Regions from separate parts of the Homo sapiens genome. Here region 2 is linked to region 1. The links are chromatin loops, found by intact Hi-C in ENCODE. Cell type or tissue: breast epithelium. All regions are shown on one strand. Each heading gives the region's core, and the rest is flanking DNA. Links, peaks and the distances in the headings are about the cores only.

The links. Peaks named below come from ENCODE experiments on the same cell type or tissue, not always from the same donor. Only the 100,000 strongest peaks of a DNase experiment are listed, where the experiment ranks them.
Region 2: a loop joins it to region 1, with 10 times the contacts of the local background. A loop is called at or near these places in 1 of 110 quality-filtered maps.

What each region holds. Positions count from the first base shown.
Region 1 is chr10:126,056,153-126,058,963 of GRCh38, reverse strand. All of the region lies in intron 14 of ADAM12 (ADAM metallopeptidase domain 12), which reads left to right. Among named protein-coding and RNA genes, the nearest start is that of FANK1-AS1, 84 kb to the right of the region's middle. In breast epithelium, for the core only: no CTCF peak of the experiment used is centred there; no DNase peak of the experiment used is centred there.
Region 2 is chr10:126,221,252-126,224,062 of GRCh38, reverse strand. All of the region lies in intron 3 of ADAM12 (ADAM metallopeptidase domain 12), which reads left to right. Among named protein-coding and RNA genes, the nearest start is that of ADAM12, 170 kb to the left of the region's middle. In breast epithelium, for the core only: no CTCF peak of the experiment used is centred there; no DNase peak of the experiment used is centred there; H3K27ac peaks cover 2,264 bases.

The DNA of each region.
Region 1 (2,811 bases), core at 171-2,670:
TGATGTAATATGGTAGTGATAAGAAAACCATTGTCATTCTTTCTAAGAGATGTGAAATCGCTTGTCTTCATGAAGACAGACATTTTTTAATGCAGCAACTTTGAACCAAATCTCTGCCTTTGTAACATCTTACAAGTGGATAGAAGTCATTTGCACTTTTTAAATTATTGACCACTCTGTCTCTAAGATAAATGCCAGATGGCAGCTAACGCACAAAAGCCACGGGAAGCACTCTGTTGGCCCCTCCTCCGCTATCCTGACCGGGATCAGCAGGTTCTGGACAGGCAGGGCGCGCAGAGAGTTGTCTGCGGGCTCCGTGCCTTTGAGCCTCTTTCCTTTAATGATGTTTTCTTTCAGTGCTGGAGCTGCATCTGCTCCCAAGGTCAGCACTCAGCCCCCTTTGGTTTCCCTGCTTATAAGTTTTCTTCCTTAACTTTGAGGGAATAACAATTTACCTTTCCAGGAAGTAAAACGTCTGTCTTTTTATGACCTTACATAAGATCCCACAGTAATACTTCATTTGATGTCAATGAATAAGTGGAAATCCAGAGACATAGAAAAGATAAACCAGCAGACAGCGTTCATTTACCCAGGCTGCTGTGTTTGCAGAACCACAGTTGACTTCCTCCGGGAAGGGCACTGGAGACATGATGTGCTTTCCCCAAATGGCTTTTCACTCATTCGTTCTTGGAACACATCTGCTATGCGCTGGCCCGAGGCAGCATCCCTGCCCACAGGTAGGAGCCCTGGGGCCTCTCAGGAGGCAAAAGCAAGTGTGGTAAATACAAGAGGAAGACAACCTTGGGAGGAGGGAAAGGAGGGCCAATCCCTGCCTCCATGGCAAAGCTGGGGGCAGAGGAGAGCCCTGAAGGACACGGGAGCCCTGGACCCTGATCCAGCTGGCTCAGGCATCGAGTTCCAAGGAAGACACTGACTCCCCTGGCTTCGGTCATGTGCCCAGCATTGACCCGATCATATAACCTGTGGGATGGACCTCTCTGATTCAATCTTATGTGCATACCTCTGCCATTAGATAGGAAAGTTAGCTCCAATTAACTATAAAAAATGGATTTCCCATGGGGAAAATGTTCTCGTTCCTAGAAGAAGGGATATGGGAGAGGTGTTCAACAAAACAATAACCCTGTGTCTCCTACCCCACAGTCCGTTTTCACAAAGTGCTGTTGCTGCTCCAAGCTCCCAGAGCAACCTCCTACCACACAGGTAGATTTCACCCTGGAGGGGTGTGGCCAGTGTGTGGTTCTGGAAGGAGTTGTGCTGAATCACTCTGGCGACCACTAGCTGGCAGCTCCCTGGCCCCAGGAAGTGGCCCAGAGCCCACCATGGTACCATCCTACAACCTAACATTGGAGTTTGGGGCAGCAGGGGCGTGTTGCAAACAGGACCAAGTTCCGGCCGCTGCGTCCTTAGAAGTTTGGTTCATTTGAAACCCCTTAGCCTTTAAACATCCGTGTTCCTCATGGGAGATTTCTCATTACAGCCTGGAGACTCCAGGGTAAGGCACCCTGGCCAACTGGATAAGAGTAAGCATTGTTTTTTTTTTTTGTTTTTTTGTTTTTTTGTTTTTTAATTTTTTTTTTATTATACTCTAAGTTTTAGGGAACATGTGCACATTGTGCAGGTTAGTTACATATGTATACATGTGCCATGCTGGTGCGCTGCACCCACTAACGTGTCATCTAGCATTAGGTATATCTCCCAATGCTATCCCTCCCCCCTCCCCCGACCCCGGGCTCATCATCACTGGCCATCAGAGAAATGCAAATCAAAACCACTATGAGATATCATCTCACACCAGTTAGAATGGCAATCATTAAAAAGTCAGGAAACAACAGGTGCTGGAGAGGATGTGGAGAAATAGGAACACTTTTACACTGTTGGTGGGACTGTAAACTAGTTCAACCATTGTGGAAGTCAGTGTGGCGATTCCTCAGGGATCTAGAACTAGAAATACCATTTGACCCAGCCATCCCATTACTGGGTATATACCCAAAGGACTATAAATCATGCTGCTATAAAGACACATGCACACGTATGTTTATTGCGGCACTATTCACAATAGCAAAGACTTGGAACCAACCCAAATGTCCAACAATGATAGACTGGATTAAGAAAATGTGGCACATATACACCATGGAATACTATGCAGCCATAAAAAATGATGAGTTCATGTCCTTTGTAGGGACATGGATGAAATTGGAAACCATCATTCTCAGTAAACTATCGCAAGAACAAAAAACCAAACACCGCATATTCTCACTCATAGGTGGGAATTGAACAATGAGATCACATGGACACAGGAAGGGGAATATCACACTCAAGAGTAAGCATTGTAAACAGGGCTCTGCTCCATCTTCCTCCCACCTTCCTTGCAAACCCTCACCACCACTACCAAATTAAAGCAGCAGCAGTTTCAGAGGACTGATAAAAGGAAGCAAAAGATCGTATCTATTGGGGCTACCCGTGAGTTAGCCACTTTTCTTCATTCTCCAGGGAAGAGAATGAACAAAGTAGATGACAGGGGCTGGAGTATGCATTCGGGCCTTTGATTCCATAGAGAAATGCATCTGTCCTATCCCCGTGTTTACATGGCTGATGAAATCATAGCCTGCCTCTCCTGCAAATGCCCCTTTTCTTTGCCATGTGGCAGTGAGCCCTATCATTGCTGTGCCTCAGGGACATCACTTCCTGGCCATATTTCAGTGGTAAAGTATGATATGGCATCCCTCACTCCCTCATGTTTTGGGTGAAAGCTCAAATGAATGAAACTCTTAGAAGGTGACCGTTATTGCC
Region 2 (2,811 bases), core at 159-2,658, 170 kb before region 1:
CAGCCTTAGCTGGTGGGGGTCATGAGTTCCACTCTGAGAGGACAGTGCCGGGTTCAAATCCAAGTCCCACGTTTTATGGGCCGTACTATCCTGGTCAGTCATCCAGCATCTCTTAGGTAGCAGTTTCCTCATCTATAAGTCTGGGCACGAACCCCCAGGGATGCTGGGATGGCTCTAGCTGGTGTAGTACCAGCATTGGCCTCACATAAAGCACAGGTCCAGGCATGAAAGCACTCATGCCCAATGCACAGCTTTCCCCTCCCTCTGGCAACTGGAGTGTTGCTGCTGAGGCTCAGTAATTGTGACCAAAGACCGTGGAGAATTTTCTTTCATGCCACAGTGCTTCTGTCCTGCATGTGTCTGTCCCTGAGCCTGGCATCGGCCCACGTCCTACACCATGAAGTGGTGAGGAAGGGCCACGCGGGCTGCTCTTCTCGTACTATAGAGGCATGTGCTGGGAGGTGCTGCTGAGGATGTTCTCCTAACATTGCTTGCTTATAATTCCTTCTCAATTTTGAGTGGTGGCCTTTTAAAAATTTTATATAGATGCCTATTAGGCTCTCAGCTCAAGCATTCAAGGGCATTCAAAATAGAAGGTTGTTCTTCATTTTATTGTGTGTGTTATGTATGGCAAAGGCAGACAGCAGAATCATTTCCTTGGAGAAATGGCTCCCATCCACAAATAGTGTTCATCTCCTTGGTGCTTAGAACCTCAGCTGATTTGAGGGAGCAGAAGAATGTGACAGGCAGAAGCTGAAATATGAGAAATACTTCTTTGAAATCAACTTCGAATCTATGTCAGAGCATTATACTTTAGACTTATTAAGGAAGCAAAAACAACTAGATTGAATAACACAAGTTTATTTAGAATTGTGCTTATTATAAGCAAAAGTCTTCCCCCAAATTGTATCCTAAGTAGAAGGACTTGTGAAAACTTACAGGCTATAAATTGATAGGAAAAACGATAGGCAAAATGAAGACTATTTTTCATGTTTGAATAAAGCATTTTCAGTAGATTTGGCAGAGCTGTGCTTTCTAAATCTCCAAAGAACGCAGGAACAATTAGTAAGTATGATGAATCAGCTGACATAGGCTTTTTTCCCTTGGCCCTGTGTGAAACAATGGAAAATTTTCTATTGCAAGTCTAATTTCCCAAGAAATTGGACTACGCATTGGATAAAGGCTGAGATCTCTAAGGAGAGTCAGAAAGCAGCTTGGGATGAGAGAGTATATGGAGCCAGGAAGACTAGATGCTTTTTATCTACTGACTCTGGATCTATAAAAGTGTGAAATTGCAGATTCTCAGCAGCCTCTGCTATCACCAACTATTCCTGAAAATTGAAATCAGTACCATGATGCCTGTCTTCTTTACGGTTAGAAAACACCCCGGAAACGCAGGATGAGAGCCCCAAATGGAAGCTTTAGGCAACTCTCTGGATCAGCATGCTGATCAGAGCCACCAAAGGACCCCCAGTGAGTCTGTTGTATACCAGCTGGCGTGCTCGGTTCTGGGGCCACCAGGAAGCCAGGGATGCCACTTTGCAAGAAGAGATGATATCTGGTATGCCGAGCACTCACTGGGAGTCAGAGACTGTGCCGGGCTCTTCCTCCAACCACCCCGTGGGATAAGTGAGACTTGTCCCTGTTTTTCAGATGAGAAAACTGACTCACAGAGAGGCTAACAGATTTTCCCAAAGATACACAGTGAGGAATGGCACCATGCTTTATGAACCTGCCAATTCAATTTCACGTGAGACCTCAAAGGCGAATTGCCCTGAATGAGGTGCTTTTTTTTTATAGAAATAAATGTTCTAACCCAGCGTCCTCTCTGCAAACAAAAGCTTTATGCAGAAACCCAGAATATGCCATCAGTAATCCTAAAGGCTAGCCACCTATGAGCAGTCCCTGTAACTGAGTACCTTCCAGAGAAGAACGGTGCCCATGGTTCCGTGTAATGCCTATGTTCACGTGTGACGTGTAGGTAGCATCATAGTTCAAAGTGGGCCAAACTCAGCTGCTGAGGACCTCAGGAGACAGCCATCTGGAGAGGGGGACTTCTGATGGACAGCCAGTGGGTGGTCTAGAACAAGATGACTTCTTGTGACCTAACCTGGCACTCTGGTTCTGAGGGTCTATGACAGTTTGGTGGTTTAGAGGGAAGCATTGGCCTCAAGATGCCACCATTGGGCACGTTTAATGAGTGACAGCTTTGGTTACTCTTTTAACATAGTAGAGTTTCGTAGCACCTGGTTCAGCCCTGTCATTCTTTGGGGAGAATGAGAAGGATCTAATCTCCTGGGAGAAGGAGGATTCCAGCTCCTTTGAATTTCAGACCTGCTTCTTGCCCCCTGTGACAGATTTCAGCACCTCTGTCTCCTCGGTGTTGGATGCGAACAATGAATGAGTAGCAACTTGCTGGCCAAATTCCTATTCCTTAAGTGAGAGAGAAGACAGATGGTGAAGAGATTTTTAAGCATTTTAACCTTGTCCACATGTTATAATATAAAAAAAGTAGAAGCTCGCTATGTTAAAATCACCCACAAGTCAATAACCTGAGAATAATAATTGTTAGTTTATCTTTTGTATGCATGTTACATCCAAATGTCAACAGTACTTTGCCTCTTTTTCTTTTTCTTCTCTTTCTTTCTTTCTTTCTTTTTTTTTTTTTTTTTTGAGACAGAGTCTTGCTCTGTTGCCCAGGCTGGAGTCCAGTGACACAATCTCAGCTCACTGCAACCTCCGCCTCCACCTCTCAGGTTCAAGTGATTCTGCTGCCTCAGACTGCCAAGTAGCTGGGATTACAGGCATGTG